2 separate regions of the Homo sapiens genome follow, and region 2 is linked to region 1. Evidence: chromatin loops called from intact Hi-C (ENCODE). Cell type or tissue: PC-9. All regions are shown on one strand. Links, peaks and the distances in the headings refer to the core of each region. The heading gives the core; the rest is flanking DNA.

Evidence for each region. Hi-C counts contacts between places; a loop is a spot of excess contacts. Peaks named below come from ENCODE experiments on the same cell type or tissue, not always from the same donor. Only the 100,000 strongest peaks of a DNase experiment are listed, where the experiment ranks them.
Region 2: it touches region 1 in a loop (6-fold over the local background); 10 of 110 quality-filtered maps call a loop at or near these places.

What each region holds. Positions count from the first base shown.
Region 1 is chr10:66,919,565-66,931,137 of GRCh38, forward strand. All of the region lies in intron 7 of CTNNA3 (catenin alpha 3), which reads right to left. It overlaps LRRTM3 (leucine rich repeat transmembrane neuronal 3), which reads left to right and starts at 6,472. Exons shown (of 3, transcript NM_178011.5): 1 at 6,472-7,023; 2 at 7,357-8,888. The coding sequence starts at 7,020. The region is part of intron 3 of LOC101928961 (a long non-coding RNA gene); the gene reads right to left. RefSeq lists an enhancer at 5,859-6,715 and a silencer at 6,335-6,444. In PC-9, for the core only: CTCF peaks have their summits at 6,450 and 6,650; no DNase peak of the experiment used is centred there.
Region 2 is chr10:66,175,338-66,186,910 of GRCh38, forward strand. All of the region lies in intron 13 of CTNNA3 (catenin alpha 3), which reads right to left. Among named protein-coding and RNA genes, the nearest start is that of CTNNA3-AS1, 100 kb to the left of the region's middle. In PC-9, for the core only: a CTCF peak has its summit at 5,583 (motif pointing left); a DNase peak (open chromatin) is centred at 5,584.

The DNA of each region.
Region 1 (11,573 bases), core at 5,178-7,677:
TGTCTCATTCATTAAATTTGTCTTTTCCCAGAAAGACACTGAGAGACCATTTTAATGGTCAGACCTGGAATATTCTTTATTCATTTATCTAAGTCAGAGATATTCACTCATAACCATATGTGACCAGACAGGGTTTTTAATGGAGCCCTTAAAGCAAGCAGATGGAAATCAAGGATATTTCAGGGAAGTGTTAATGCTCTGATGAAGATCTGGATATAATTACAAATGTAGACATGCATATGAGTATTCTAACTAGAAATGAAGAAAATTATTTTCACAGCTGTAGGAAACTCTATATTGGCATTCTGACAACCCTGATATATTGTTGGGTCACAAACATTAAACTCTTTACAAAAGCTAAATCAAATGCGTCTATTGGTGAAAGTACTTTATAAGCGAATACACAGAATATCAATGGTGTATTCTGTATAATAAATGGTTGTGGTATTAAAATTAGTAGAAAAGAAATACTGAGGAATGTTTCCTATAATATTAGTAAATTCTGGCATGTCCTTGGTCATGTTCATGACCCTTGATAACCCTTAATATATGCTCATGGCCACAGAACCTATACAGAATCAAGGGAAAATTAATTTTGTCATAGATACTCTGATTGCAGAAATATCTGTAACACTTTATAAATATTGTACAATGTACTTACTCATAAATCATGAAAATGGTTCCTAAGTAAAAATCCTTAAAAGTTTATAAGTCAGGTTTTATAAGTCCCATTTTGCAGATGAGCAAACTGAGACCCAAAGAAGTTTGCACAGAATCAGTTCCAAATTCCAAATGTCAACTGACATATGCAATAAACAGTACATGTGTTGAGTCCAAATGTTTCCTTACCTAGTCTTTATGCAATCTCGCATTTAGATTTTCATCAAATCTTTTGGCTCTACTGCCCTCCAAGGCCATATGCAAAGATGTTGCCTCTGTCTAGTTCATTTGAATGGAAATCCATTTGCTATTGTTTGGGGGCTAATTTTGCAAATCATTTCATAACTTTCTGTTCAAAAACTACCTTTAAAATATTTAAAAATATATCATGGTGCTTTGAGGCTTAAGATTAAGAAATATTTTCAAGAACTAAAGTCTCATAAAAATGAAGGAAAGCAAGAGCCAAATCCAGATTTAATCCAAATGTGTTAAACTCTTGGTCTTGCTCACAAAATGTGACCCACGAAAACAGTTATGGCTTCACCATCCCTAGGGTTGCTTAGCCAATAAAAATGAACCATCTTTACTTTCCCTCTTTATTTCATACCTCCACTTCTATTTCCTTAGAAAAGTTCTGTTGATTTTATTGTAAATATATCCCGAATCTAACCAATGCTCACCACTTCCACTGCTAACACCCTGGCCCAAACACCATCATCTATCTCCTGGATTGATATGGTGGCCTCGTTACTGTGTCCCCTGCTAAGAGTGATCATCTCAGTCAGTCTGTGCTTCTATAAACAAAAATACTATATCCTGGGTGGTTTAAACAGTAAGCATTTATTTCTCACAGTTCTAATGGCTGGGAAGTCCAAAATGAAGGTAACAGAAGACCTGATGTCAAAGACAGCCTGATTTCTGGCTTCTTAATAGCTGCCTTCTCTTGTAGCAGAGAGAGAGAAGAAGCAAGCTCTCTCATTTCTGTCTCTTTTTATCCTTATAATCCCACTGATCTGTCATGAGGGCTCCAATACCATGACCTAATTACCTCACAAATGCTCTATCTCCAAATACCATCACATTGGGAATTGGGGTTTCAATATATGGCTTTTGGGGACGGTAAATGAGAACATCCGATCCACAGCAGTGATCCTTTTAATAGGTTATTTGATCACATACTAACTCTGCACAAAAATCTCCAGTTAGCTCCCCGTTTTCTCCATAATAAAGCCAGTATTCTTAGAATGTCATCCAAAGCCCTCCATGACCTCCATCTCCAATTATTCTATCACTTGGTCTCTCCATTCTAGACTCATTGGCCTCCTTGTTGTTCATGGAACACATGATCTGCTTCCACATTAGGCCTTTGCACTGGCCACTCCCCATATATACATTTAAGTCTCACAAGCTCATATCCTTCAAGGTTTGCTCAGGCCAGTTTCTTAATGGCCCTAACCATCCTATTTAAAACTCAGCCCACCTCATACCTTGCACTCCCAATCTTCCTTATATTTTTCTTTTTTTTCATAGTACATATGACCTACTAATATACTGTATATGTTTATTTTTAATTGTCTGTCTTATCCCTTTAGAATGTAATCTTCACAAGGGTACAGGCCTTTATTTTGCACACAGATGTATTCCCAGTGTCTGGAACAGTGTTTAGCACACAATGGTTATTCAAATTAAATATTTGTAAAATAAATAAAATATCTGAAGTCAACAACTGTTAAGATATCAGTCCATTCTCTTTCAGTTATGAATTTCTAAGTTTATATCTGGCAACTCAGTTTCATATTGGACTAAAATTTGGCAGTATTGCCAAACTGAGATTTGATTTATTTACCCAATTTAAACAAAATATGTTTAGCTATTTGAAGTCCTATAAGCACAATAAAATAAAAAGTCTTTAGATACATGACACTATTTTTATAATTGTATAAATCATTAAGGCCCTGGATGCATTGGGGATATTTAACTCGTCAGGTAGTTTACGGTTTGTTCTGTATGCGATATTAAGTGCAAAAGAAGTTGCTAGTTTCTAAATACATAATGCAATATAATTTTGCTTCTGCTGAAAGGCAAATCAGAAATAATCAGCTCGCTATAGTCGACAAGTAAAAGGAGAAAAAACTTTTAAAAAGTATACAGGCAAATTACTAAAATCTTTTAGAACACAGTCTTTTCTTTTTCTCTTGAGGGACTACTCTATGTCTTTGCAGTAACTTCTGCAGCCTCAAGTATTCAGTGTGGCTTAGAATCACATTATTTTGTTTTGGATTTCTCAACTAGCCTCATGGATAATCTTCCCTCTTCAAACAATTTATTATCCTGAACCAGATCAGACCTGGTTGTGATGCCGACTTAAGGGGTCGTGCCAAAGTAGGGGCCATACACAGTTCCTGGAGGCTGACTCAGTCCAAGAGTGGCTACTGATTACTGTTGAGAAAGAGATTGATGGTCAGTATTTTTTTCCTTAATATTATTTCATTATGAACATTTTTCCTTGTCAATCAATACATTGCTACCAAAGCAATTTTTGTTGTAGCACATCATTCCTGTCATATAGTTTTGTTTTATTTTTATTTTATTTTTTATTTTTGTGGGTACATAGTAAGTGTGCATGTTTATGGGGTACATGAGATGTTTTGATATAGGCATGCAATGTGTAATAATCACATAAGGGTAAGTGTGGTATCCATGCCCTTAAGCATTTACGCTTTGTATAAAAAACAATCCAATTATACTTTTAGTTATTTTTAAATGCACAATTAATTCATTATTGACTATAGTCACCCCATTGTGCTAGCCAATACTAGGTCTTATTTACTCACTCTAATATTTTATACCCTCAGTTGTTAGTATTAAGACTAAATAAATATTAATCATAAGATCCAAAGGGTAGGTGTAAAGTCAGAACTATGCAGTAAGATAAGATCAGGAACCAAGATAAAAGAAAAATGTCTGAAAACTAAGAGCAATGTGTGTAACACAGCAGAGAATAATATTCACCGTAAATAATTCAAGAAGATTTATCCCAGGAAAAGCAAAGTGAGAGCCCACATTCTCAGTGGGTTCCTCTGTTCTTCTGTCAATGGGAAGTAAAGTATGATGAGCAAGAAGCACAAAGTTAATGGGTCCTCCAGCCTCCTGGAGTGGCTCTCTGCAGCTCTTGGGCAAAACAGATGTCTCAATGACTACGTGGGAGAGTGAGGGGAAAACTCAGAGCCTTTCAAGCAACAGAGGTGTGAGAGAGAAGTTATCAATATAATTCTCATTAGTCTGTTTTTGAGAGATACAAGTTGTCAAGCCCATTTGGGATATTAAATGATAAGGGTTCAGTATTACCCTTCTGTGCTGTGCAAAGGAGAATAGTCAAAAGCATATTTACTGTTCTCATGAAATTTGTAGTTTAACTATGAAGACAAGATATCTGTGAAAAGTAAAGATCACTTTCTGATCAACTAAGTTTTCTCACTTTCTAGTTTTTGTCTTTGTATATACCTCCTTTAAGAATACTTTCTCCAAAATTGTTTCCAGTCTCACTGACTGAGGAAATTTTCAGGACTCAATCCCATGTACAAATGTTGAACATTACATAATCAGTTATACTATATCCATTGTACTTGTGACTGATATAAAAACATATTTTTTTCAATAGCTATTTATTGCATGTCTGCAATGTGCCAAGTGCTGTTGTAGATATTAGGAAAAATGAAGTAGACAAAACATTGTCTTTGTCCTTGTGGAACTTACATCTCAGTATTATAAGTGTGCAAACCCTCTCTTCCTACTAGGAGAAAATATTATTTTTAATCATTCCTTCACAGTGAGTTTCTTAAACTTATTTCATCAGAGACTATTGAAAAGCACACACTCTTCCATCCCCCTAGAATGAGAATCCTGGGGGAGGGATTGGGCAGTCTATCTTTTTAAGAAACTCACTGGATGTTTCATGTGCATTCACAGCTTAGGTAACTCTGGGGGAAAGCACTGCCCTATTAAGAACATACTGCCCAAGGAATTGGTAATATCCATTGTACTATATCTGTAGGACCCCTTTTGATTGTCATTACTAGCCTTTATCAAACATCTCATCCTTGGAGAATGTGAAAGCTCTCCACGGTTTTCCACAGACAGTTCACCTAACAAAAAACAACAAGGCAAACTTTTTCAAGAATACCATTATTTTTAAATAAAATGCCTCTACATGGCAGATGTTATTATGTTCTACTTTGGAGATGAAAAGAATCGAACATTATTAGTCATGATCCACAGAACCAGAAGATTTATTTTAAAGATAAAGTTCAGATGATGAACATAAAGGAAGTTATCTCATCAAAGAAGGCAAGACTGAGTAAATCTCAGAAATCCACCATGTACAATATTTAAAAATGCTCACTAAAGTTGTTCTTTGTGAGTTAATGAAGGTCAGTATAGTCAATATTCAGTACGTAATCCTAGCAAGTACAAATAAAGTTAATATTATTCAAATATCTTACACAGGCTTATTGCATGCAACACACTGTTCTAAGTAACATACAGATATTAAAATGACTTAATTCTCAAAACATGAAGTGAGTTTTTGTTTTTATGCCCGTTTTGCAGATGAGAAAACTGAGGCATAGGGAAGGTAAGTAACGCGCTTAAGGTTACATAGCTGGTAAATTGTAGCCAGGAGTTGGAATCTAGGTGCCAAAATCTATGCTGTTAATCACTAAACTACGCTGCCTTAGTTTTTATACTTCTTTAGGAACCTCAGACCAAAAGAAATTTAGGCAATTCTAATAGAACAAGCAAGAATTTGCTAATCACAGCTTCCTTGCCCCAATCCTTTAATCGGCTTCATTTTCACTGACTTCTTTTTTAAATGAAGATAACAATGTTGTTGAACAGGATCATCTAGTGGTTAGTGGTTCGGCATAAGAATGACTCGCTTCTGAAGCTCAGCTCTAGCACTCGCTTGCTGTATGACCTTGAGAAAGTTACCTCCCCAAGTCTGTTTCCTCATCTTTAAAAGAGAGGTTATAATAGGACCCACATCATACTATTGTTTAAAGAGAAAACAACGTAGCCCATTTAAAGCACTTAGAAAGTGCTCCATAAATATTATTAGTGTAATAAATAGCAGCAACATCAATAAAGTATGAACCAAATGATCTCTTGATTCGTATCCTAACACTAAAAATGGTTTATTTCCCTTCTAATTAAAAGAGAATTACAACAACCAAAACAACAAACGAAACTATAGCCATAAAATCAATTATATCGTCTGTGAGAAAACCGGAAAGGCTATTGGACACATTAATTCACTTGTCATCAGTCATCCCCTCTATTCCAAAATGTTTGTGTTCTAACATCCTGAGACACCTTGCATAATATAATCACTGTGACTCCAAGAGGTCAAATGGGCAGGCAGTTAATGCTTCTCTGTGAAAAGCTCAATAATTCATTTTATAAATTTCAGTTTAAAGCCTGCGTTGAGGTTAAGAAAAATTGACGTTCGGTCTGTGAACTTAATGTCAAGCTCCAGAAAAACTCTGGGCAGCACATGTTTAGCAATTAAGTGGACACAGACAATAAAGACGTTGCCAAATTGTAAAACAAGACTTGGAAATCACAGAAAATGTTGCTAGTTATTGATCACGGTGACCATTCAGTTCCTACTGAGCCACCCAAAAGAATCATTCATTTTCCAGCAGAGAGCCTGCTCATTTGCAAGATAAAAGAGAGACATTTCTGCACATGCCCATAATGTTCTTCACCACTGGGGGCAGCTTTACATAAGACTGCATTCACTGAAACCAAAGCAACAGTCCGAGCAGCTTTCAGAATGACAGTCTGCAGAAGTGAGCTGAGCGTGTGCGCGGTACGGGGCTCTCCTGCCTTCTGGGCTCCAACGCAGCTCTGTGGCTGAACTGGGTGCTCATCACGGGAACTGCTGGGGTATGGAATACAGATGTGGCAGCTCAGGTAGCCCCAAATTGCCTGGAAGAATACATCATGTTTTTCGATAAGAAGAAATTGTAGGATCCAGTTTTTTTTTTAACCGCCCCCTCCCCACCCCCCAAAAAACTGTAAAGATGCAAAAACGTAATATCCATGAAGATCCTATTACCTAGGAAGATTTTGATGTTTTGCTGCGAATGCGGTGTTGGGATTTATTTGTTCTTGGAGTGTTCTGCGTGGCTGGCAAAGAATAATGTTCCAAAATCGGTCCATCTCCCAAGGGGTCCAATTTTTCTTCCTGGGTGTCAGCGAGCCCTGACTCACTACAGTGCAGCTGACAGGGGCTGTCATGCAACTGGCCCCTAAGCCAAAGCAAAAGACCTAAGGACGACCTTTGAACAATACAAAGGATGGGTATGTTTTGTCATTTTTCTTCTTTCCTTCTTAAAAACAAAAAACAAAAAACCTCTAGTGTGTGTAATAATTCTGCCTTAATTATTTTAGAGATTACCTTGCTCTGCTCTAAGACTATGAATTTATTTGCTTAGTGGCATGTTTCCTTGTTTAACTATTTAAAAAAACAAAACACTAAAGACAATTCTCTTTAATTACAAAGAGATAATATGTGATGTTAAGTGTTATTTAGATTTAAATTTTTAAAAATGAAAAATATATGCCTATTTTTGCTTGATTAAGGATTAATTCTTTTTTGGGGGGATAACTTTTCTAAGTTGTTTTTATTTCCAGGTTTCAATGTAATTAGGCTACTGAGCGGATCAGCTGTAGCACTGGTTATAGCCCCCACTGTCTTACTGACAATGCTTTCTTCTGCCGAACGAGGATGCCCTAAGGGCTGTAGGTGTGAAGGCAAAATGGTATATTGTGAATCTCAGAAATTACAGGAGATACCCTCAAGTATATCTGCTGGTTGCTTAGGTTTGTCCCTTCGCTATAACAGCCTTCAAAAACTTAAGTATAATCAATTTAAAGGGCTCAACCAGCTCACCTGGCTATACCTTGACCATAACCATATCAGCAATATTGACGAAAATGCTTTTAATGGAATACGCAGACTCAAAGAGCTGATTCTTAGTTCCAATAGAATCTCCTATTTTCTTAACAATACCTTCAGACCTGTGACAAATTTACGGAACTTGGATCTGTCCTATAATCAGCTGCATTCTCTGGGATCTGAACAGTTTCGGGGCTTGCGGAAGCTGCTGAGTTTACATTTACGGTCTAACTCCCTGAGAACCATCCCTGTGCGAATATTCCAAGACTGCCGCAACCTGGAACTTTTGGACCTGGGATATAACCGGATCCGAAGTTTAGCCAGGAATGTCTTTGCTGGCATGATCAGACTCAAAGAACTTCACCTGGAGCACAATCAATTTTCCAAGCTCAACCTGGCCCTTTTTCCAAGGTTGGTCAGCCTTCAGAACCTTTACTTGCAGTGGAATAAAATCAGTGTCATAGGACAGACCATGTCCTGGACCTGGAGCTCCTTACAAAGGCTTGATTTATCAGGCAATGAGATCGAAGCTTTCAGTGGACCCAGTGTTTTCCAGTGTGTCCCGAATCTGCAGCGCCTCAACCTGGATTCCAACAAGCTCACATTTATTGGTCAAGAGATTTTGGATTCTTGGATATCCCTCAATGACATCAGTCTTGCTGGGAATATATGGGAATGCAGCAGAAATATTTGCTCCCTTGTAAACTGGCTGAAAAGTTTTAAAGGTCTAAGGGAGAATACAATTATCTGTGCCAGTCCCAAAGAGCTGCAAGGAGTAAATGTGATCGATGCAGTGAAGAACTACAGCATCTGTGGCAAAAGTACTACAGAGAGGTTTGATCTGGCCAGGGCTCTCCCAAAGCCGACGTTTAAGCCCAAGCTCCCCAGGCCGAAGCATGAGAGCAAACCCCCTTTGCCCCCGACGGTGGGAGCCACAGAGCCCGGCCCAGAGACCGATGCTGACGCCGAGCACATCTCTTTCCATAAAATCATCGCGGGCAGCGTGGCGCTTTTCCTGTCCGTGCTCGTCATCCTGCTGGTTATCTACGTGTCATGGAAGCGGTACCCTGCGAGCATGAAGCAGCTGCAGCAGCGCTCCCTCATGCGAAGGCACAGGAAAAAGAAAAGACAGTCCCTAAAGCAAATGACTCCCAGCACCCAGGAATTTTATGTAGATTATAAACCCACCAACACGGAGACCAGCGAGATGCTGCTGAATGGGACGGGACCCTGCACCTATAACAAATCGGGCTCCAGGGAGTGTGAGGTATGAACCATTGTGATAAAAAGAGCTCTTAAAAGCTGGGAAATAAGTGGTGCTTTATTGAACTCTGGTGACTATCAAGGGAACGCGATGCCCCCCCTCCCCTTCCCTCTCCCTCTCACTTTGCTGGCAAGATCCTTCCTTGTCCGTTTTAGTGCATTCATAATACTGGTCATTTTCCTCTCATACATAATCAACCCATTGAAATTTAAATACCACAATCAATGTGAAGCTTGAACTCCGGTTTAATATAATACCTATTGTATAAGACCCTTTACTGATTCCATTAATGTCGCATTTGTTTTAAGATAAAACTTCTTTCATAAGTAATCCCCCACATTCGCTGTTAGCCTCCTGGTGGGACCAAATCTACAGTTATAGAAGGTTTGCACCTCACTGGCAAATCAAGGAAAGAGGTGAATGATTCCAGGTGCTCGGAGCTTGAGCTGATTCTTGGAGATGACTCAGTTATGGGAACATTTTACAGACAGGCAGAGCCTTTAAACCAATGCCTGACTTAGAAAAGAAAATTGCAGGAAACTATCAAAAGATGGTGCTAGGTTAAAGCAGCACCCTGAGCAGTTTCCAGAGGTGTCTGAATTACAGTAAGGCAAGCACAGGGACAAAGTGATGAAGGGTTAAAATACTGCAAGCAGACAACTGCAAAATGTGAGGAGATGACAAAAATGTAAAGTTTTCGACTCAGCCTTGTCTCTGAAACCCATCTCTGTAAAATCAGACTAGAGGTTTCACTGCCAATTTCTTCTAGCCTGTATGTTTCATAAATAAATAAATGAAACAGCATTGAGAAGCCAGATTTCTCCACCACACCTCACATTAGTTAGGGAGTTTTCAGATAAGGTTCGCGAATGGGAAAGCAGCTTGCTACAGGCATGTGGTTGAGAGCTTACCAGAATTTCTCTTTCCAGTTTTTTCGAAGACCCTAATGTAGTTAGTAGAATCCTTAGCTCTGTCCTGTTCTGTTCAGAATTTGTCAGGCTGCCCTGTTGTGTTCCATTACATGTCCTGCACACACCAGTCCCCTAATGACAGACACTTCATTCAGATGTGTAAAGAGAACACATTCCAAGACGTGCCTTCCACCCACAGCCTCATTGAAAAGGACGACTTTGATAACACCTTAATAAATGTATAAAACGAATCTTAGAGGAAAAAAGACCAACACTATGACAGTTCTCTGTTGCTTTTCTATTGCTGACATTACAATGTCCCTGCGTTCATCTGTATTGTGAACTCATCCATCAGTACAGTTCTGTACAGACCCTGTTGGCAATCTGCAAGCTGCATGCATGTTTTTATGTCATTGGTGAAAGTTTATTGACTGCAGCACGAATATCATAGCTTCCATATTTGAGTAACTTGAACCACAGTCAATTAAGGTTTTTAGAAAGATATATTTAGTCTGTATTCTCCTTCATCCTCCAAAATGAACAGTTCTATTATAGAAGCAAATATCAGGAACTGCAACATTGAGGCTGTTTCATTTAATTTGGCTTGCCAACCCCTACATCTTTAACCATGTCCCTCTTCTCTGAAAACAGAATCACTGCAGCAACAAAGAAAAAGTGAATGGCTATTTTTACTAATTTTTTTTTATTGTTTGGGGGTTTTTCATATGCTGAGAGGAAAAATCTAGGCAAGTCACCATAAAATAAAATTTTAAGGATGCCAGATCATTAAAATCATACTTTTATAAGCAATAAAGAAAAAGAAATAGTTAAAGTGGATTTCTCAAGGTACTTTGATATTGATTAAATCTTACAATAGATGCCACTTCAGAAAAACATCTTAGTTACAATGTTTACCCATGAATAATTGTTGAATATACATGTATTCATGACAAAAAGTCACATATTTCCAATGGATTAATAATGCAGATACTTCCTCACAGCTTACTGGATGACTGAGCTTATTGTGATTTTTTTACTGAAGTTGTAACTTTACATTTTTCATAAAGCATCAGTAAATACATATTCCATCTTAAAAAGAAATTTTCTTTGGCTAGCCTCATTTTTATCTGTACTAAAGATGTTTGTATTAATGAAATGCAGTCTTAAAGTGAAGAACCCCATTTCTATTCTTTTTCACTTAACCTTCTGCCTTACTTGTGATGGATACCAAATATATTTAGGCAAGGAATACTTATATTTTTGAATTATTGCAAATTCTCAATGCCATGGTGCTACTAGTATATATAAAATATGCTTGCTGTATTGAAAAGCATTCCTAAAATTCAAAGCTACTTGGAATATAAAATATGATATAACACTAAATGAATCACCAATATTTTGAAAGCTGTCACTTTTTAATGCCTAACTTTACTAATAAACATAATAATAGATAAGAACGAAAATAAAATCCCTTAGGTGGTAAAACTCATTTTGATTTGGGACATGAAATTATGGGAAAAAAGTTCTTTCTTTCTCCTCACTCTTTGAGAATGAATCTTCTGTAATTCTCAGTATCTTCTGAGCACAGATATATAATTCTTGTAGATTTAATAACTAGTTTACCACTGTAAATTTTAAAACGCCAACTGCCAGTCTCCTGCTCAAAAGTTGTTGCCTCACCTCCATCCCATGGTACTTTCTGGACTACATATCATAAATCTATTTGTATAAGTATTTCAAGTTCATGCAGATTAGAGAAATGTGATTGATATTTATT
Region 2 (11,573 bases), core at 4,466-6,965, 740 kb before region 1:
CTATGAATAGAATAGGTATAGAAGTAGAATGTGCAACTTCCGTTACTATAAAATACCATTTCAGAGAAAATAGAGTCGAGTCAACACCAGTGGATGCAGTGTAGGGATATGCATTTAAAAGACAGGGATATCACCAAACACTGACCAGGTAGAGCTGGGTAAACAGTGGTGTGGGTACCTCCAAAAAGTCAGGGTGAAGGACTGCTTTTGAGGCAGTTAACACAAATAACAAAAGGGTAGGAGCTTGAGACATTTGGTGGAAACACCAGCTATTGGTGAGAGGAGGGTATTGTCAATGGACAAGATTTTCTGCTTAACTCACCAGTCACAATGGAGACTATATGGTTACTGTCAGCTAATCTTTCTGCAGATTAATTTCCCTTCCAGGTGCTGGCCTTTAGACTGATGCTAACACTCAGGATTCATTAACCATATTTATTTAAAGAACCACAAAAATGCCATTATTCAGAAATTTCTTATGAAAGTGCCTCATAACAAAAGAATTATCATGGGTTAAACTTATGCTGATGCTGACCCAATGAAAAACATGCTTACAAAATTATCTGCGCTGACAACTCTACAATAGTCTAACACAGGGATAAGCTCAAGAATTCTTTGGAGTTCCATTCAGCTTTTATAATTAGGTAATTTTTCTATCACAGTCAGCTGGAGATTAATCATAAAATGTGAACAGTTTTATTTTCTGTATTTCAGGAAACGTAATTGGTGATAATCATTATAATTGTAAAGAAATCTGCAGAGCCCTTTCATTGTGGCCATAGCACCGGCTTTAAAACAAGTTCAGTTGATGTCTGTGTGCATGTGTGCACACACATACGTGTGCGCACATGTATTTGTGAAAGAGTATAATTATACAATTAAATGAAGAAGTAAAAAGATTCTTAAGAGAATGTGACAGTTGATGGTCTGAAAGTAAAGAAAAGGAGAAAGGATAATGCTTCTGAAAACCATCATTTAGACACGCAAATGGAGGCTTACATAAACCTGTTCTGACCTTATGTATTTGAAATATTTTTAAATTACTGAAGTCTTTGGAAACTGCAAATAGTTTCTTATGAAAAAAGATGCTCTTACATAAAAGGAACTATTAAACTTAGAGAATTGAACAATGGAGAGATCAGATAGTAACTTACTATTCTTTAAAAGTCTTAAATATATGTAAAATTCACAAAAATTCACAAAAAGCAGAGGAATATTTGTGTCCCCCTAAAATTCATATGTTAAAATCCTACCCCACAAGATGACAGTATTAGAAGTTGAGGGCTTTGAGAGTTGATTAGGTCATGAGGGATTAGTGCCCTTATAAAAGAGGCCCCAGAGAGCTAGCTACCATGTAAGGACACAGCCAGGAAGTGTCATCTATGAACCAGAAAGTAGAACCTCACTAGACACCAAATATGCCTTGATTTTGGACTTCCCAGCCTTCAGAACTGTGAGAAATAAATTTCTGTTGTTTATAAGCTACACGGTTTATGGCATTTTGTTACAGCAGCCCAAACAGACTAAGGCAGAGGCTTACATAAACCCTGTTCTGACCTCATGATTGTGAAATATTTTTAAATCACTGAAGTCTTAGGAAACTGCAAATAGTTTCTTAAGGGAAAAAAAAAAGTGTTCTTACTTAAAAGGAACTCTTGAACTTAGAGAACTAAGCGAAGGAGGGATCAGACGGTAACATAATTCTCTAAAGGCTTAAATCCGTGTAACACTCACAATGCAGAATAAACATGCACCCACGCACAACCTAAATCTAACCAGTTACTGCTGAAAACCTGAATGTTTTGGGGAAGTGTGCCAGAAAGCTCTAAAGATTTTTAAGCTTTTCCTGACCTCTTTATTTTCACTGAAATGCAAATATACATTTAAAAATCTGTTTACATAAACTGAAGAAAAAGAAATCAATATAAAATTTTCCAAATTTCCTGGATTTTAAGGTTAGAAGCAAAAATGAGAGAAGATATTTTCATAAAAAGTAAGAAAATAATCAGTTTTGATTCACTAGGTCCAAAAAATGAGTAGAAACATACATCTAAATGCACCAGATTTTTAAAAATTTTGTTCTTTATTTCAAGAACAACACTGCATTTTTGGAGGGATCTATTTTTTTCAGGGAAGAAAATATCACAATTTTGAAAAAAAAGAGACCAATATAATCTCCCTTTTTGAATTCTAGACGAACGATAAAAAGCGATTTTGTTAATGATTTTTTAAAAATGAGCTTTGCAACATATTGGCAGCCCTAGACTGAAGAATTTTACCGTTCTAATTACAAACAGTAGCAGTTATTTTATACTAAACATACCAAAACGTAAGTGAGCATTTTATATGAATATGAATTATTTCTACTGGGTACCTATATACATGTTTTAAATATTCTGTGATTTACCCAGAATCTAGTCAGAAGTAGGCCATTTTGATAAAAAGTGCCTTTAGAACATCGATGGGTAACTAAAAAATCTATGCATAATGTAAACATTCCAACTATTTGTTAAATAAGAAACATTTTTGATTATTACTTTTTTAAACTATATTCAATTTGGTTATTGGTAAAATTTAGTTTAAGGCAGGCATATTTCTTTTCATAATTTTGTTTTCTTTTTTCATGAACATTTATCATGTCCAGAAGGCAGGCATATTTCAATGAAGTAATGTTTATGCCTAGCTAACATTTTTTATTTTTAATGATATGATACTGGGTATATTAATGCAAAGATCCTACAATTTTATTTTATAAACTCTTACCTGATTTTGAATCCTTTTTTCAACTTTTCCAGTTATGCATGAAGACATCATACTTGAAAAACTAAATATAAATTAGCTTCTCTTTTGTAAAATAAAAACAAATTTGCAGGACTTCTGCTAGAGAGATGGATTAGGTATACATTCCTCTATTTTTTTTCTTAAGTAAAATATACAATTAAAAACCTTGAAATGAAAGTGTATATGTATGTGTATATATTACAGACACATATATATGTGTATACACATATATAGGGATATAGTTTATTAAGTACAACATACAACTACAAACCTTGAAAGTGTATATATATATATATATATATATATATATATATATATATATATACACACACAGATATAGAAAGAGAGAGGTACATACACAGACACACACACACATACACACACCCCTTAAGAGTTCTTAAACTTGACAGCAGAAATATATACCATAAAAGGAAAAATTGATAAACTGGATTTCATCCAAATTAGATTATATTACTCTGTGAAGAACTCTGTTAAGAGGATTCAAAAAACAAGCTACAGAGTTGGAGCACATATTTAAAAACCACAACATCAACAAAGGACTAGTATCAAGAATACATAAAGACCTCTCAACACTTAACATTAAAAAAATCCAGTTGGAAAATGGATAAAATACATGAGCAGATAATTTATAGGAGAATATATGAATAGTAAGCACACAAAAATTTGCTCACCATCTTTAGCCATTAGGAAGTTATAAATTAAAGCCACATGAAATATCATTACATACCTATCAGAATGGCTAAAATAAATAATAATGACAACACCCAATGTTAGTGATGACACAGAAACTGTGTCACTCATACATGGCTAATTGGAATGTAAAATGACACAACCACCCTGGAAAAGAGTTTGGCACTTTATTACAAAAACTAACCATGCAACTATTACATAATCAGCAATTGCCTTTCTGGGAATTTATCCCAGAGAAAATAAAAGCTATGTTCACCACAAAAACCTGTATATTAATGTTTATAATAGCTTAATTCATAATAGCCCCAAACTGGAAGACATCCTGATATGCTTTAATGAGTGAATGATTAAACAGACTACAGTATAGCCATATCATGGAATCTCGCTTAGCAATTAAAAAAACGAACCTACTAACGTATGCAAGAATCTGGATGAATCTCCAGACTTACGTTGAGTGAAAAAAAGTCAATCCAAAAAGGCTATATACTGTATGAAAAATTGTAGAGAGAATACTTTAATGGTTGACACTGGTTGAGGAAGGGTTGGGAGTTGGAGGGAAGTATATGTGGCTATAAAGGGTCAATAGGAGCAATCTTTATGGTGATGAAAATCGCCTGTATCTTAATTGTATCAATATCAGCACCCTGGTTGGAATACTGTACTATCGCTTTGCAAGGTGTTATTTATTGTTGGGTCTCTCCATATTATTTCTTATAAATGCCTATAAATCTATAGTTATCTCAAAATAAATAGATCTACTTAAAGATAAATGGCTAAATAAATAATTTGCAAGCTCTGAAAGGATCTCCATAAAGGCAATCACAAAGGAAAGCTCTTCTAGGTTTTTGAGATTTTTTTTCCATTTTTCATTTAAATTTTTAAGTTTTTCTACGGGAAACTTATACTGCTGTGGTAATAAGAAAGACAAAATATAATATGCTTGTAATCTAAAATATTTTTAAGATACAGTTTCATTCCTGTGTTCACATCAATACAATGTTCTATATATGAGAGGCAACTTCTAAATTCACCATCTGTCTATTATGAAAAATTTTATCCTGTGGTCAGGGTATTTTATAGCTAGAGTATAAACTTGTAATTTGAATAAAGAGTATGGGTTGAATAGTAGATGTGCCAGCTTTGCTTTTTTTCTATCTTAGAAATTTATAAAAAATTAAGTTTGCTTTTAAAACTTAAAAGTGTTAGTTCTGAACCCTAGAGATGCTGACCTAATGGCGGCATATTATGGCTGTATGCTGCCAATTAGATAAAAGCAGCATCAGGAATCATTTCATATCGCTTTGCTTGGCTGGAAGTGTGTGTGCACACAGATACATAAACACACTTCTAATTTCTGCAAAAGATCACTGTTAGTTCTTTAGAAAACTGCTGGCCTATTTTCAAAAGCCGAAAATGAGCTGGAGCCCAGTGCTGAACATCAGAAATCAAGAGGCAATCTAAGTGATGGTGACAGTAGGTTTTAGTGAATACAAAAGATGAAATGGTAGGAAGCTGGATAAAGATAATTCTGCTCCAAAATCCAAAGGGCAAGAGAACATAAAGATGTCAGAGGTCAGTATCATTGAGGAGGGAAGAGTTTTGTAGCTCTAATTGATTCTCCGGGCTCCTAGAGGGATTGAACTTCTTTTGGAAACATAAAGGTAGAGGGCATAAGCAGAAAATATATATCAGATACAAAACCAATTTCTCCCAGAATACATCTCAAAAAGTAATGTCATTAAATTCTGGAGCCCTGAAGCAAAATTCTTCAAAGTTGTCTCCTTGCAGTTTTCACAAGAAATAACCTTTGCCATACGCCCTGGGAAACTCATGTTTTCATCCGCAATATGGCAGTGCTTATCAGTCTGAAAAGATTATTCTGAGAAGTTACATAAACTTGTAAACTATTAAACCTTAAGTGAATGTAAAAATGTTACGTCATCTTCATTAGCATGCCTCCCTAAAACAATAGAGAGTGCTTAGCCTGAGAATCTGAGCTAAGCTTGAAGTGAAACACTACTCTGCTGTGTAATTCATTACTTGAAGAATTTACTTCCGGCCTAAATTCTGTTTAGTGGTAGGTCTGCCATCTAGTGGCCACTTACATAAATACAAGTTGTGATCATAAATTAAAGACCATATGAAAATACTAGGTCATCCAAATGGACCATTTCTAGTCCAAGTATAAAAAGGCAAAGAGGATTTGACTGATGGTAAGAAAATTTATATTCAGGGATCACTTAGAGGTAAGTGTGCTGACTCAAAACACTATGAGTACAAAAGCAAAGTAAAAAGTCATTTAGACTTATGTGGACTTCAAAATGAGAAATTTATATTCATAAACTTTCACTAAATTTAAAAGAAAGTAACCGTTGTGTTAACTTATTTATGTTTTCTCCTCATTATCTTTTAGTTCAATCACATTTATATTTTCTACTTAATGTAAACCATGAAATAAAATTTTCTTCAGTACTTGGATTTGTGCTGCCAATTTGCAGAATTGTCAGTTATTAAATAAAATGTAACACAGTTTCAGAACTTAAACTCTAAAATACAAAAACATAACATTGTTCACCTTCAAATAATACAATAACTTTTGGGGCTCTATTATTATTATTGCTTTCTTTGTTAATAGAAATGACAGGTAATGCTAGGCCTTTGATGCTCATTCTCTTGGCATAATTTTTAGTTATTTGTCCAAAGCTACACACTCCCACCCTCAGTTCCTTCCAGAGTGCTAACCTGAAAGCTTATATTTGTAAAAGCCCCATTATTATTAAAAAGCTCATTAACATACCTGCAAATGGTATTTGCACAGTGGCTAAGTACACTGAACACACCCTGAGAAGTATTTACTAAGCTAAATTCATCAGACAAGTGTACAATATTCACATTTCAGTGTTACAATTGTTATTTTTATTTATTTGGTTTTTGAGTTGGTATGCTTAAGAAGAGATTAAATCTACCTCCAAATTATAGTTCTTTGACATACTAATCAGTTACATTAAAGCCATTTAAATAAATAATATTTTAAAAATCCCCAAACCATTAGGCATGTTTTCATTATTGTTGTATCCAGTTACTTTCCCCTTAGGCTTATTATTATTGCTTGAAATAACAGGATGATATCATATTGTTCAAACTGGAAATATAGATAATTTTGCAATTGCTAATGTTGTGTAAAAATGTCCTATGATAATCCACAAACCAATAATCTGTATTGTTGATATCCTAACAAGTATTTGTAAAACACAGGCCAAATAATAAAACAATTCCCATTCCATACTTAATCCTTGATTTTATGGGGTCCCATTTATTTGTAATTTGTAAATATAATCTCTTACAATCAAGTATGGGAGCCTCAAAGTCATGAATGATCTCCAATTTAAGGTAAGAATGCTCATACATTTGCTTGTGGATACATTTCTTTTTTTTTTTTTTTTTGAGACGGAGTCTCGCTCTATCGCCCAGGCTGGAGTGCAGTGGCGCGATCTTGGCTCACTGCGAGCTCCGCCTCCCGGGTTCACGCCATTCTCCTGCCTCAGCCTCCCAAGTAGCTGGGACTACAGGCGCCCGCCACCACGCCTAGCTATTTTTTAATATTTTTAGTAGAGACGGGGTTTCACCATGTTAGCCAGGATGGTCTCGATCTCCTGATCTCGTGATCCGCCCGCCTCGGCCTCCCAAAGTGCTGGGATTACAGGCGTGAGCCACCGCGCCCGGCCGGATACATTTATTTCTAAATAAGAACATCTCATGTGGTTCCTAAGACTGATTATGCCAAGACCCATGTACTTCAAAATACGGCATTCCAATGTGTGGAATTTTCTTTTTCCACTCAATCTGTCTACTTTTTAACAACATGGCCAAACTCCCAGGATCTTAATGCCAAAAAAAGATGATTTTTTTTTAAAAGAAATAATTTAAGATCCTAAAATGAAAGCAAAATGTCCATCCTCGTGAACAACAAAGTCAGTCACAAGACTGAAACCATGGTCTATAATAATTTAAATTTATTTATTACTTACTCTATTATGTGTCAAACTTACCCTGAGTCAAAATCGTGAAGGTGAACGTAACATTAAATGTGCGTTTTCTTTAAACCACACTGTGATGAAATGGACTCTCACTCGGGAGTCTGGCTCCAGAGGCCTCACCCAGCAGAGTGTTCACTATCACAGAGGACTTTTCACACATTTCCTCGGAGAGGAGGGAAGAAATCCATCAAGAAAGGGGATTTATATTCCAAAATCACAAAATGGCTACTATATCAACTGGAGAAAAACTACTCACAGGAAGAAAAACAGCACAGAACAAACCTTTAGACAGTCCATGCCCTAGCACAGGATTTGGACAGACATAAGCCAAGGGCCAAATCTGGCTCTCTATCTCTTTTGTAAATAAAGTTTTATTGTAAATAAAGTTCAGTGGACACACCATGCCCATGTGTTCCCATATTGTATATATGTATATAACTTCTGTCTCCTTTTATTCATTGCCTTCTCTGTATGAGATATGCATTTCTCTTACCTCAATCAATAAAATCCAACCTATCGTGAAGGTATAACTTTGTATAATGGAATTAAATTGAATATATCATTTGGAGCCTTGTTTTTACATTTAATATTTTTTCTGAGATTTATGGATACTGCTGAATATAAGTGTAGCTTATCAATTTCCACTTTTTAAGTGCTATGGACTATTCAATTATACAAATCAATAAAAATTAACCTATACTATGCCAATGGGCATTGGGTTGGGGTTAACACTTTGGCTTTTCTCAGTAATGTTTCTATGAATGTTTTTGTACATATTTCTTGATTTACAAATGCAGCAGTTTTCGAGAGTTTTTACCTAAATGTTGATTTATTTTTGACATAGTTGGTAAACACTTGACATTGTGACTTTTTTTCTTTTTGGTTAGTAGTAAAAGGAATCTTTTGTGGGTTTTATTGATACCAATTATATACCAATTATCTTTTTATCATTGATTGCCATTTGTGTTTCATCTTCTATGAAAAGCCTATTCAATTTTTTGGCTTTTTCCAATCCTCCTCTCAGTTTGCTTGTCTTTTTACCTTATTGAATTGAAGGTGTTTTTTTAATATATTCTAGATACTACCTCTTTATCAATTATATGTTGCAAATATCTTCTCACTTTATAACTTGTATTTTGTGTATGAGGTTTTTATAAAAGAAAATTTTACGGCTCACGCCTGTAATCCCAACACTTTGTGTTGGGCAGATCACCTGAGGTCAGGAGTTCGAAACCAGCCTGGCTAACATGGCAAAACCCTGTCTCTATTAAAAAATACAAAAATTAGCTGGGCGCGGGGGTGGGCGCCTGTAATCCCAGCTACTCAGGAGGCTGAGGCAGGAAAATCACTTGAACCTGGGAGGCAGAGGTTGCAGTGAGCCAAGATTGCACCACTGATCTCCAGCTTGGGTGGCAGAGCAAGACTCTGTCTCAAAAACAAAAAAAGAGAAAATTTTAACTTTAATGTAGTTAAACTTACCTAAATTTTATTTTTATGGTATACAATTTTATATTTTGTTTAGTAAAACTTTCTCTGCCTCTGAGGTAATATAGGTATTGTTCCATATTATAACCTAAAAATGTTAAATAATCTAGAATCTACTGTTGTACAGTTCTAAGAAAGAGATAAATCCCTTTATTATACAAATAACCAATTTTTTTCAGCATCATTTATTAAGAAGTCTATCTTTCGTCATTGTTTTGCAACGTTAACTCTATACTATAAATCACGTTTCCATAGATATGAAAGTCTTTTCCTGGACTCTATTATTTCAGACTGTTCTCATTGGAACAACGTGACAATGCTTAATCTTTTAATTCTGTATTTCCTTTGTATACTTTTAGCCAATGTTGTGCTTATCAGTACAGATATAAAATTGTTATATCATCCTGTCAAATCAAACCTCTTATCATTATGTATTGACTCTCTTCATTCATACTCTTTATTCCTACTAATGCATTTTGTCCTAACTACATAAGTATTATTATGGGTAGTGTTCACCAGATACACCTTTATTTATCTCTTTACTTTTAATATTTGTATTCAGAGAAATCTGATGTGCAGAACAACACTGTTATGCCATGAATTAGACTGTTGTTGAATATTCACTGGAAGAGTATTTTTGTACGGCCTTGCTCTAAACTTTCTAAATGAAGTAATTATTGTCATGTCCCATGCAACTGTGTGCATAGCACTCACCACTAGCATAGCTATTGACTGGGTATAACATATAAGACCTCTCCTATCTTTCCTACTGAATCTTCTAAATTAGTTGATTACTAAGTTAGAAACAATGTACTAAACAATGAGGTTTTTATTTACAATAGCAATAACAATTTCGGTAAATAAATAGAGAAAAACATCACTTTTGAATAACACAATTAGTAGATAGAGTTGGAGGATGGTAAATACCAGAGACAACAGTAATCTAGAGCAATATTAAATAAAAGTTCTGAAGATTATTCAGATATAACCTTACCCCCACTTAATAGTTAGGATACCTTTTAAAAATGCTTCAAAGAGCATTATTTGTACCTCCATAAGTAACAAAATATTGAAATGAGCTATTAAAAGTTATAAATGAATTCATGAAAACAATGCATTTGAAAAAAATCTATATAATAATACTGCACGAAAAATGACAGAAAGACATAAAACTTTACATCAGGAATCTGTCTGAAAATATCAAGATTTCAGTAATGTATTTTATTCACAGAGAAGCTTGCTCTCCTACGCAAAATTTGTCTAAAATGTTACCACATTAGTGAATCTAATGAATTCCAAAGTCCCAGGTTCCTGTAGGTTTTCAGCTTTACAGAAATGATCAAAATTGAGTGTCTCAATGTATTATTTAATTAAAAAAAGTTTGTCTGAAGTTTACAAGCCAAAAAGTAAAAATTATATATGGGTAATACTTTACAGATTTTTTTGAAGGGTAGTTGTGGATTTTTTAAAATGTCTTATCTAATATTTAGATAAGAACCCAAATAAAGTATATTGTCAATGTGAATATGTATACTTATATATATGTATACACAAACATCTCTCTCTCATCACACACTCTCTCTCTCTATATATATATACACATACACATATATATACACGGATATGTACACACATACACACATATAAAAATATATATGTTCAATGGATACAAAGTTATAGTTAGGAGGAATAAGTTCTAGTGTTTAACTGCACAGTAAGGTAACTATAGTCTGAACTAATGTGTATTTCAAAATAGCTAGAAGAGAGATTTTGAATGTTCTCATCATAGAGAACTGACAAGTGTTTGAGGCAATGGATATGCTAATTACACTGATTTGATCATTACACAATGTATATAGGTACCAAAACATCACACTGTACCAAATATGTACAGTTATTATGTGTCAATTAAAAACAAAATAAAATGTGAGTGTGTGTGTGTGTGTGTGTGTGAGAGATAGAGAGAGAGAGATGAGTGTGTGTTGGAAAGCTTACAATTTTAAAGTAAAAATTCAACTTTGGAAAAATTCACTAGTGATGTCAGTGTTATAATTTAAGTCTTAAGGAGAGATTAAGAAGATAAGTATGCTTAAAATGTGTATGCTTAAAGAAAATCTTCATCATTTTCTTAAATACTTGATGCTTCACATTGATAATTCCAACTGAATTAAATTAGAAATTCATCTGCATTATCATAAGATATATCAACATTTCATATGTTAATAAGAGATTTAAAGAATTCTCACTCTGAAATATAATTTAAAGAAATAAAATTATCTGAACTCAGGTTATTGTCAAGACTGGTTTTATGGTTTTATCCAGTCAAGAAAAGGCATTCAGGACATTTGTTATTAACTACTTGTGCAAACAATGTTAAACATCAATGAAGACTATCAAGAATTTGGTGTCGTTGTGGGCAGCAGTAATCCCAATATTACTTCCAAAAATCTTCTTCTCCATAAAAGCAACAAGAACACTGCAAAAAAAAGGTGAACTTCAACTTTTTTAGGACTCTGGAGATTAAGCAAAAGGTTTCAATTATATAGGTAATGTTTATTA